Linked DNA regions of Mus musculus: region 2 is linked to region 1. The links are chromatin loops, found by intact Hi-C in ENCODE. Cell type or tissue: gastrocnemius. All regions are shown on one strand. Links, peaks and the distances in the headings refer to the core of each region. The heading gives the core; the rest is flanking DNA.

Region 1 (5,376 bases), core at 1-5,000:
CGCCTGGGTCATAGGAAAGTTTCCCAGGGCTTCTAAAGATGAAAGGGTCTCACTGACCACATCTACCCACAAACTCAGATGGACTGCTGAAGGCCAGCAGAGAGGCCGTGATGGTGTTAAGACTCTGACCCTGGCATCTGCACTTCTAACTTCCATTCAGCTGTGTATGCCAGGAGCTATAACACTCTGTGGCCTCTGGATTCCTTTCTACCTTTAAACTTGCAAGGTTCCCATAAAAGTTATACTTGAACGGGATGTCTGTCATCTATCTTTCCCTACTATAGTAGGAATTATGGTAATTTAAAATTAATTTGTTTATAATGGGGGGTGGAGCTCAGGAGCAGTGTGTCTAGCATGTATAAGGCCCTGTGAAAAGTTTGGTTGTGTGTATGCATGCGTATGTGCGCCCACATATGTATGCGTGTGTGTATATGCATGGATGCTGTGTACTCTCACATGTGCCCTGCATGTGCACATATGAATGCACACTTGCACACGGAGGCCAGAGATGGTCTTTGGAAGTCCGTTCTCATGTTCTACCTTATTGGGGCGGAGTCTCTCTTGCTTCTGTTGCTGTACTGTGCATCCCCACGCACCTGATTCACAACTGTGCGTAATTTGCAGTGATTCTCCCATCTCCACCTCCCATCTTGCTCCAGGAGCCATTGCAGATGTATTGCAGATGCATGCCACCATGTCGGATCCCTGTGTAATACTTTGTGTAGTCGCTATTTGAATTCACCATGTCTCATCGTGTGACATTTTAAAGGCACATCTTCATTCATATTGCTATCAAAACCACGTTCATTCCTATCACCATGGCCATAAAAAAGGTTTCTAATACAGAGAAGTATTTCAAGCCTACCAGGGGAGAGACAGCTTAGCTGCATTCAAGTTTTAACTTATGAAACTCAAGTTGCAGGCTGGAGAGATGGCTCAGGGGTTAAGAGCACTGACTGCTCCTCCAAAGGTCCTGAGTTCAAATCCCAGCAACCACATGGTGGCTCACAACCATCTGTAATGAGATCTGATGCCCTCTTCTGGTGCTGTCTGAAGACAGCTACAGTGTAGTTACATATAATAATAAATGAAATCTTTAGGCCAGAGAGAGCAGGGTCGACTGGAATGAGCCAGACTGACTGGAGTGAGCAACCTTCATTCCCAGAAACCACCGATGGCTCACAACCATCAGTACAGCTACAGTGTACCCATAAACATAAAATAAATAAATAAAGTCTTTTTTTAAAAATTGAAATTCCTCACTAGATTTTGTTTGTTTTTGTTTTTTTTTTTTTTTTTTTGTTTTGTTTTGCTTTGTTTTTTGTTTTTTGAGACAAGGTTTCTCTGTATAGCCCAGGCTGTCCTGGAACTCACTTTGTAGACCAGGCTGGCTTTGAACTCAGAAATCCTCCTGCCTCTGCCTCCCGAGTGCTGGGACTAAAGGTGTGCGCCACCACCTCCCGGCCTCTTTGATTTTTTTTTTTTTTTAAAGAAAGAAATTCAAGTTGCATCACTGACAAGAAATTTGTGCAGTTACTTAACGAGAGATATCAGGCTCAGTTTGCTCATTTCTGGAGGGAAAAAAATTGTGAGAGTTATCCAAGTAGGCAACTATAGTTTGTCTGTAGATTTTTTTTTTTTAGAGTAAATACCGCATTCTTCTTATAAAGCAAGTCATTCGAGTGCTGACTGGGAGTCCCGCAGGTGCTTATCCCTGGGGTTAAACTCTTAGTATTTTCAGGCTCCAAGCGGTGGACCCTGTCAGATACCATTTATTACCCAGTAAGCTTTTGTTCACTCATGTGAACATCAACCCAGGAAAGAGGCTGGGACTGAACTCATATCACTTTGAGAATGACTTTGGCCTTGCAGATTCATTAAAAAGCTCTTTAGCTTTAAAGAAGAAAATAGAGATGATCCCTAGCCCTCCCTGAGTGTCTACTGTAAACGCATAGATGGTTTCAGGCCTTCAGACTGGGAGCACCCCTGTTCTTTAATGTTTGCCTAGTAGCCTATGGCAGGAATGGGTGCGGTGGGGGAGGGGCATCACCTGCTTACTTTGCTCTGTTTTAATCTGTCCTGAGTTGCAGGGATCTTCCAGGTGTGCTGGAAGAAGAATAACACCTCTAGCGCTGCAACAGTGTGCTAACTGTCAGCGTAGCTCTGGGTAATTTGCCTTACCAGAAATGCTGGACCCAAAAGAGGAGGAATGGGGCTGACAGTAGCCACTTGCAGGAAGCATGAGTTACGTCTGCCCGTGGCTTTGCCCCACTAGACGCAAATCCAAGCAGCTGCTGCAACTGGGAATGGCAAGACAGACAGACAGGAAGGCTCCTCAAGGAGCCCATGGAATAAATTACATGCTGCTTCGTGATTTCTTCCCTGACACAGGAGCCTTCTGCAGGCTGCTATGTCCACTTCTTCCCTTCCCTAATTGAACTTAAGTACAGTAAATAGGCACTTGGAAATGCGCTTGTCTCCTCTGTCCGTTTCCAGTCTGGTCATCATTTCACTGCAGATCCCACGTCAACACAGTAGAGAGAAGTGCCAACAAGCCGCCCAGTTCCAACATTCCACAGTGCAGTGATTTGCAGAGCAGAGAGCCAAAGAAAGTGCAGCTGACAATGCTGTCGAGCCCATGAGGAGCACGACAAGCCCTGCCTTCCCACGTTCACAAGCAGAACCCATCCTAAGGTGACCATGGACACGGGAAGAAAGGAGGCTGGAACCACCACAAAGCTCACTTTCCAAGGCCCCCACTCTCAGATCGCTTTCTGTAACAAGAACCCTTTCACTGGAAAGAGTGGAACACTTGAGCTTAGAAAGAACGAAGCCTTTGGATTGTAGGTGGGGAAGCTGGGAGGCTAGAAGAGATTTATTCTGTCAGACATTGTATAAAATATGAAGGGAATACTTGCCTTGAGATCATAAATGGAAGAGAAAGGACCCCTACTTCTGTATGACCCTTTTAGAAAAAGGGAACTCAACACCAGAATACGTAGCACCCGATACTACCAAGAGGTCACCAAGCGCTCTCCCTTTATCCTTATGGGGAGCGCAATACAGACACCAGCATGCAAAACTAGTGGCCCCTGTTGGAAAAGAAGTTTGTTTTGTTTTGTTGTTTTCAGCCCTGCTGCCACTGAATAATACCAGAAAGGGGAAGGGGAGTCCACTTTTCAGGTTCCTACAAATTGATGCCATAAACAAAAGTCATGGTTTCCAAGTGTGGAAATGCATGCATGCTAGACACGAAGACGCCAAGGACATAGGCGTGAAAGCCCACTACTGTGTAACCATCTGGACGCTGGTGAAACACGCAAGAAAGCAGAGTCAGCTAAGCCTCTTGTGCAAAGCAAGTGTCCATCCAGGCTGCAGCCTGGCCTTTGGAGTGGGTTAGGCTCTCTGGAACTCACTGACGGTCCCACTTCCCTCTCCCTCCTCGAAAGACAAATGTCTTCTTCCAGCTGCAAAGTTCCCAAGCTTAGGACTTCAGTTGCTGCTGGTCCTGGAGTACAGTCCTGCCCCTCAGTTTCCATCTGAGTTCCCTCAGTGACCTTATCCAACATCGAGACAGGTGAAGAAGATGACAGAAAGATGCTCACCCTCAACCCGGAGGAGAGTCTGACCAAAGAGAGTGCCCCCCCCCCCGACTTCTATCCCCCCCAGACTCCCACCCCCACCCCCAGTGCGATGCCCAAAGTCACTTCTCCTTTCCTTTGCCTGGATCTCCAGGGCACTTAGACAAGTTTCAGTCCCCAGTTCTCTTGTGTGTTCCGTGTCCACACTTCTCCCATACTCAGAGTGCCTAGTGCCCACACCTAGCACGCCCTGACTCCACTCACGAGGATGCACAGGTTAGTGACAAGACACGCACGCGGGCAACACAGAGCCAGTGTGGGACAGTGGTCCCCCAGAGTGACAAGCGGGTGGGCAGAGGACAGCCTAGCCGACCGCAGAGTCAGGCGTGCGCGTACCTGGGGGTCCTGCTGAGGTAGCCACCGGTAGCAGCGCCGCCAGGAGCAGCAGTGCCGCCCTGAGCAGCAGGCGCGGGGACGCCCTGGCCTCGGGGGCCATCGGAAGCCCGGGATGCGCGGGGACCGAGCGTAGGTGGCTGGCAGGGCGCGGGCCGCAGTGAGAGGAACGCAGAGCAACGCCGTCGGGTGCCCGTGGCTGGGTGTCCGGTGTCCTGTGCGAGCGGCGGTGCAGCCCCTAGGCGACCGCTCCTGGCCACGCACCGCGGCCAGCCGCGCTCTGCCACTGAGGCCACCCGCTGCCCGCAGCTCCTTTTAGATGCGCTCGGGCGCCCCCTGCCTGCGCGCTCGCGATGAGACCCCACGAGGCGGGCGGGGCGCAAGTCCCGGAACCCCATTCGATTTTTGTGAAATTAAAAATCTGCACCAGGAAGAGTGACCAGGAAAGTTCCCTCCCTTTGTCTAAGTCTCTAATACGCTCTGGCCAGGAAAGTGACCTATTATAAACAATCGGTGCTAAGATGAGGCGTGAACTTTGTCTCCTTAAACCTCTGTGTAGTTTCATCTTCAGGGACCGGGTCAGGACCCTCCACCTTTTTCTGCACATGACAGTGGTCTGTGGGCTCTCGATATCCTTCCTACGCAGCCGGAGCTCTTGGGAAAGGATGAGGAGCCGTACTCGCTGAGGGAGCTCCTGGCTGTCATTGCGCAGGAGCCTGTGATCCCAATTGAAACAGAAGCTGACTTTAAGCACGCCGCAAAAAGCCCTGCCAAGAACTCATTTGACCTCCCTTTCTGTAATTTAAACACCGCCTTGGGATCCCGCTGTGCGGGATAACAGACTGGGTTTTGGTCCACTCCCAGCCTCAGACACTAGTGGAGTAGGAGCGTCCTTGCAGGCGACAAAGACTCGCGCTAGGGAAGCAGAGTGCTGCTCTCTGCAAACCAACCTGATGCCACTGGCACAGGACAGACAGAACATGGAATCGGTTCGCCCACATAGCAACCCCAAACTTGACCAGGACGCTAAACAAAGTCTGGAAGGGTGGTACTGAAATACGGAATCTCTATTCGGAAACAAAAATTACAAAATCAAGACATCCACACGCTGAGCCCAGGCTGGCACCTCTTGCCTAACTGTGACCTGCAGTGAAGTCTCCAGGTCCCCCCCAGGAAGGCTCTCCACTGATCCCCTCTTTAGAGTTCGGGAACCTTCTACAATTGAACAGATGCTCTTGCCTCTCCCCTTAGGGCTCTAGTTAGTCTGGCCTCTGGCTTTTGTGTCCCCAGCTTGATCTTCCTTTAAGAGTGTCAGGTTCCTTCCGCACTCCTCTCTCTCTCTCTCTCTCTCTCTCTCTCTCTCTCTCTCTCTCTAGTGTATTCCAAGTCAGTGGATCCAGGG
Region 2 (5,376 bases), core at 189-5,188, 380 kb before region 1:
AGGGGAAGGGGAGAGGAGAGGGAAAGGGGGAAGAAAGGAGGGGAGGAGAGAGGGAAGGAGGAAGAGGAGAGGGGAGAGAAAGAGATCAGAGAGAGGAGGGGAGCAAAGGAGGGCAGAGAGCAGGAGGGAGTGGAGAGCAGATGAGTGAAAGGGGGGGATCTCTTTAAATACATTATTTAAAAAGATTAGTTTCTGTGCATTGGTGCTTTGCTTGCATGTGTTTATTTGTACCACGTGTATGCAGGGGCCCTCAGAAGCCTGAGGGGCCTCAGATCTCCTAGAACTGGAGTCACAGAGACTGTGCTGTCCTATGTGTAGTGAGAACTGAACCAGCAGCCAGTGCTTGTAACTGTTGAGCTACCTCTCCAGCCCTCTCAAATTTGTTTGAGGTCACGGGTTATATCAGACTGATGCACTTATGCTCTTATGACTCTCCTTTAGTCTCTTAAACACTTTCTCTCCAGATTCGGCCGTGCTGGAGCATGGGTTCAATTCAAAACCCCTCATAGTCAATATGAATCCAGGGTGGGGGCTATAATATAGTCTTTTGTAGTGCACAGTCTTATTTGGGGGCAATATGTCAGTCTCCTAAGAATACAGGAGACACAGCAAAGAAGTGTTCCAGAAGTGTAGATCTTCAGTATGAAGACAGCTACTTCAAACCAACTCAGGGGTCCAATCACACAGTCCCCTGAAATGGGAAACTTCTGGTTTCTTTGACAAGTTAGTCATGTCAAATGGTTTTGCTGAGGCACACATGAAAGGATGTTTTGCTTAAGTAAATGCAGGTGAAAGGATGTTTTGCTGGTTGGAGAGCTGGTTCAGTGGTTAAGAGTACTGACTGCTCTTCCAGAGGTCCTGAGTTCAATTCCCAGCAACCACATGGTGGCTCACAACCATCTGCAATGGGATCTGATGTCCTCTTCTGCTGTGTCTGAAGACAGCTACAGTGTACTCATATATATAAAACAAGTAAATCTTAAAAACAGCATGTTTTAAGCTGGGTGTGGTGGCGCATGCCTTTGATCCCAGCACTCGGGAGGCAGAGGCAGGCAGATTTCTGAGTTCGAGGCCAGCCTGGTCTACAAAGTGAGTTCCAGGACAGCCAGGGCTATACAGAGAAACCATGTCTCAAAAAACCAAAAACAACAAAAAACCAAACAAAAAAAAAACAACCAAACAACAACAACAAAAACCCAGCATGTTTTGCTATGGCAGCCATGTGAAGGATGTTTTGAAGGAATATAAATATGACCCCACAGCCAGTGGGAGCTTGAGCATTGGTTTGCCCTGCTCCACCTTACTGTTCTTTGCTGACAACCTGCATGTATTGGTTCGCCTTACATTGTGTTTCTGAGCCTCACTTGTTAGAGAGAAACTTGCCAAAGAACTTCTTGTGAGGTTTCTCTGGCTTCCTACCACCTCTGTAGAGAACCAATTAGTGAGCCTCGGTTTCCTCTGGATTGAACTGCCCTTGCTGATTCATGTGTGTTGTCTGCGGAGTAGACTGGACTGCAGCTGCTGGTTCATATTTGTTGTTTGCTAGTGGACTTGACTGAGAACAACAAAGATTGGAAGACCCCCAAAGAACTATTTCTGAACAGGTCTGCTTCCCCTGCATCCTAATAAATAACCTTTCCTTTCCATTTCCATTACCTCTGGTGGGTAGTGAGATAGAGGGGAGGTTATGAAAAATATACACCTACTGTCTCCCCTCTCTCTAAGGAATCTTAGAAAGAAAACAATTCTGTCACTCCCCTTGGCTCTGCCATGCATCTCTCTCTACGGAATAAATTTAAAGTTTCTCAATGTCTTGCTATCTTTCTTCCTTTCTCCTTTCCTCTCTAGCTCTTTCTCCCTTCCTCTCTTTTTCTCCCCCCCCCCTCTTTCTTCCTCTCTCTTTCAGTGTGTAGGTTAGAAGCCCCCTTGGTCTTCTCTGTCTACCATGAGGTCCTGGGGTTTGAACTCAGGTTGTTCAGGCTTGTTGATAGATGTCTTTACCCACCATGCTGACCCTTTGACAGCTTGTTTCCTTTTAGCAGGTAATGATAGTCTGTTGCCCAGATCCTTGTACCAGTTTATTATCTACCATCCATTGAAACTATACTATTTTGGTTTCTTCCAATGCTACTGTAGCAGCCATCTGATTGGTTTTGTTTTTAATTCATTTGGACAGAGTAAAAAGTATGATTGGTGGCAACCTGTTTAATTTAATAGAAATAGAATTATTAGAACTTAAAAAAAGCTAAGTGGTTAAATGTTCACCTAATTTCCGGGAGGGAGCAGTGAGCCAGTGCCCAAGGCTTCTGTGTGAAGTCTGCCAGCTGAGCCCCACACAGTGTATCAGCCTAGATCCAGCCTCAGCCCGCATGGAGCCCTACCTGCTCAGTGGAGGGGCTAGTGTGTTCCATTTCTTTTCTTTTCTCTAGGAAAGGAGTTTGTTTTCTCCATGGGTTTGGAGAAGTGCTCTGCTGGGTTTGCTGAGGAGTGAGAAGTTGTTTTATTTTCTTCCATCTTCCACATGCATCCCCTTGCTTGACCGTGCTGATGAAGAATGTGCTCTGGGCTCATGTGAAAATTTAGGAGCCCTCCACCCTCTACTTGGAGTCTCTAGAGTTTACTTTTGCGTCAGTACCTGGTTCTCTTGTTTTACAACAACCTACACAGGTTGGTGTCTGGAGGTCGGTGTCCATAAGTAACCCCAACCTTTGCTTTGGACAGGGTCTCATATAGTCCAGGAACTTCATTTCCTCTTGCCTCTGCTCCCAGGGGCTGGGATTACAGGAGTGTGCCACTCCCAGTTGAGATGCCCTTGCCCATGGAAACCCTAAAGTTGTCTGTCCTTTTTTTCCCTTAGACCAAAACATGACCAGCAGGGGGCAGGCTTTCTACATTTTTGTGCTATAGCCTTAGCCCAGGATTTATTTAGAAATCCAGTATGTTCTTCATTTTGTTGGAAGAGGCCAATATGTTTTGAAAATGGGTATTACTGGAGATTTCTTAGTTTTTTTTTTCATTGAGCATTGGTCATTAAAAATGTACCAAATTATTAAATTAGTTTTTGCTTTGAAACATTCCTTTTTTTTTTTTTTTTTTTTCCAGGACAGGGTTTCTCTGTATAGCCCTGGCTGTCCTGGAACTCACTCTGTAGACCAGGCTGGCCTTGAACTCAGAAATCTGCCTGCCTCTGCCTCCTGAGTGCTGGGATCAAAGGCATGCGCCACCACACCCGGCTAAACCTTATTTTTATTATATCTAATAGGAATTTATAAAAGCATAAGCTTCTATGAGCGGTCATGTCATACAGCTGTAAGATGAAATTGATGTAGCAGGTAACACAAACAGAATTATGAGAGATGAACAAATGAGCTCTCCCAGCGTAACTAATCAGCTGATGAGTGGACCAGTGAGCTGGCGTCCACTCTTTGTACCCTCTTCTGCTTTTCCTCAGGTAGCCACATGCTTCTCTTCCAGGTAGTGTGTCTTTCTAGCACTTTCCTGTGTTCAGAATACTCTGTGATCTGCAAGGCATTCTTTACCCACTGAGATGAAAATAGTTTCTTATTTACTCTAAGTCCACCTGTGCTGAGCCTACCAAATAATGATGTATTGTCAGGTAGTCACGTGACTAACCCACACACATACACCTACAAATGACATCATCTTACCATCTTTAAATAGTAAGCAGGCATTCAAACTATCTGCATCCACTCTCATTTAAAAGTTTAGATTTCTGTTTTGGTTTTCTTTCTGCTATAATAAAACCCTCTGACCAAATGCAATTTAGGGGAGGAAAGGATTTATTTGGCTTATACCCCCACACCAGACTCCATCATTTAGGGAAGTCAGGGAAGAAACTCCAGCAGGTACTTAAAGGCAGACCTTGCTATTTCATGAAACATTACCTTTAATCAGAGAATTTACTCACAGCAGGAACCATGGAGGATCTTGGCTCATGAAGACAGGCTTATACATAGCTAGCTTTCTTATATAGCCCAAGAATACCTGCCTAGGAAATGGTGCCACTCACAGTGGGCTGGGTGATTCTACATCAATTAACATCAAGACAATTCCCCCAGACATGCCCACAGGCCAGTCTGATCTAGGTAATCCTTCAACTGGGACTGCCTTCTCTGGTGATATAGGCTGTGTTGAGTTGACAGTTAAAGCTATCTAGAACAATTACTATTGAAACTAAATGAAAAACATAATAATTAAGATGGAAAAAACTTGGCTGTATCTAAAAACATGCTAGTGTAGTTTCATTAAAAAAAAAGTGTCCTGGGCTGGTGAGATGGCTCGGCAGATAAAGGGCACTGACTGCTCTTCCAAAGGTCCTGAGTTCAAATCCCAGCAGCCACATGGTGGCTCACAACCACCCGTAATGAGATCTGACACCCTCTTCTGGTGTGTCTGAAGTCAGCTACAGTGAACTTAGGTATAATAATAAATAAATCTTTAAAAAAAAAAGTATCCTAAGCTCTGGAGAGACGGTTCATCTGTTAAAAGAATATTTACTCTTCTTGTAAGGGACCCTGATTGGGTTCCCGGGATCTACATGGCAGAGCATAATATAATCATGTGTAACTTCAGTTTCAGTGTATCTAGTAATGTTCTTTTGGCCTCTGCTCATATGAGGCACACACATGGTACACAGGCATACATGCAGGCAAATACTCATATGCATAAAACTTTAAAAGATTATGATAAGTATTCCATATTTCCTGTTTATTCAGACCTAAATAATCAATTTGGTATTTTTTAGTATGTTTCTTTATGTATGTAGCTTTACAAGGTGTGTGTGTGTGCGCTTGCTTGTGTGTGTGTGCCTGCTTGTGTATTGGGGGGACAGGTGAGGGAGATAGAGAAGTCAATTGGAACCTGATTGTTTAGCTTGCTTTATATTTGATGTGAGGACATGCTCTTAGAGTGTTTGAGAGGAGAATGAGGAGGGAGAATGAGCCCTGGTTCTTTTCAGGACTTTCAACATTTATTTGGAAGTTCTAAGAGGAACATTTCTGTCAACCTAGTAAATAAACTCAAGGATTTGTGAACTCATGTCTTGGGGCAGCGCCCATGACTTTAGCCCTTGTCTGGAGATGACACCCACCCTGTGCTTACACGTAGCCTATTCACTGGTAATCTGAACCTCGATGGGCTTTATTTGCAGTGTGATAAGCAGGTGAATGATCTGGTTTTAGTCTTTTTCCTTTGTCCAGAGGTTTACCATCGCTCAAATGGCACTTACCTTTTCACTTGACTTCATACAAACATTGACTAAAGTGAATTCTTCAAAAATACAGCATGGATTTATTACCACAGAGAAACGAATATATTGTAAATTTGAGTTTTTGTTCTCTAACATCTGGGAACCTT

Evidence for each region. Hi-C counts contacts between places; a loop is a spot of excess contacts. Peaks named below come from ENCODE experiments on the same cell type or tissue, not always from the same donor. Only the 100,000 strongest peaks of a DNase experiment are listed, where the experiment ranks them.
Region 2: it touches region 1 in a loop (7-fold over the local background); 22 of 42 quality-filtered maps call a loop at or near these places.

What each region holds. Positions count from the first base shown.
Region 1 is chr17:7,823,041-7,828,416 of GRCm38, forward strand. It overlaps Fndc1 (fibronectin type III domain containing 1), which reads right to left and starts at 4,262. Exons shown (of 21, transcript NM_001081416.2): 1 at 3,978-4,262. The coding sequence starts at 4,077. In gastrocnemius, for the core only: a CTCF peak has its summit at 4,333; DNase peaks (open chromatin) are centred at 4,280 and 4,809; H3K4me3 peaks cover 3,329 bases; H3K27ac peaks cover 3,287 bases.
Region 2 is chr17:7,441,143-7,446,518 of GRCm38, forward strand. No RefSeq gene overlaps it. Among named protein-coding and RNA genes, the nearest start is that of Gm36458, 27 kb to the left of the region's middle. In gastrocnemius, for the core only: a CTCF peak has its summit at 2,862 (motif pointing right); a DNase peak (open chromatin) is centred at 2,867.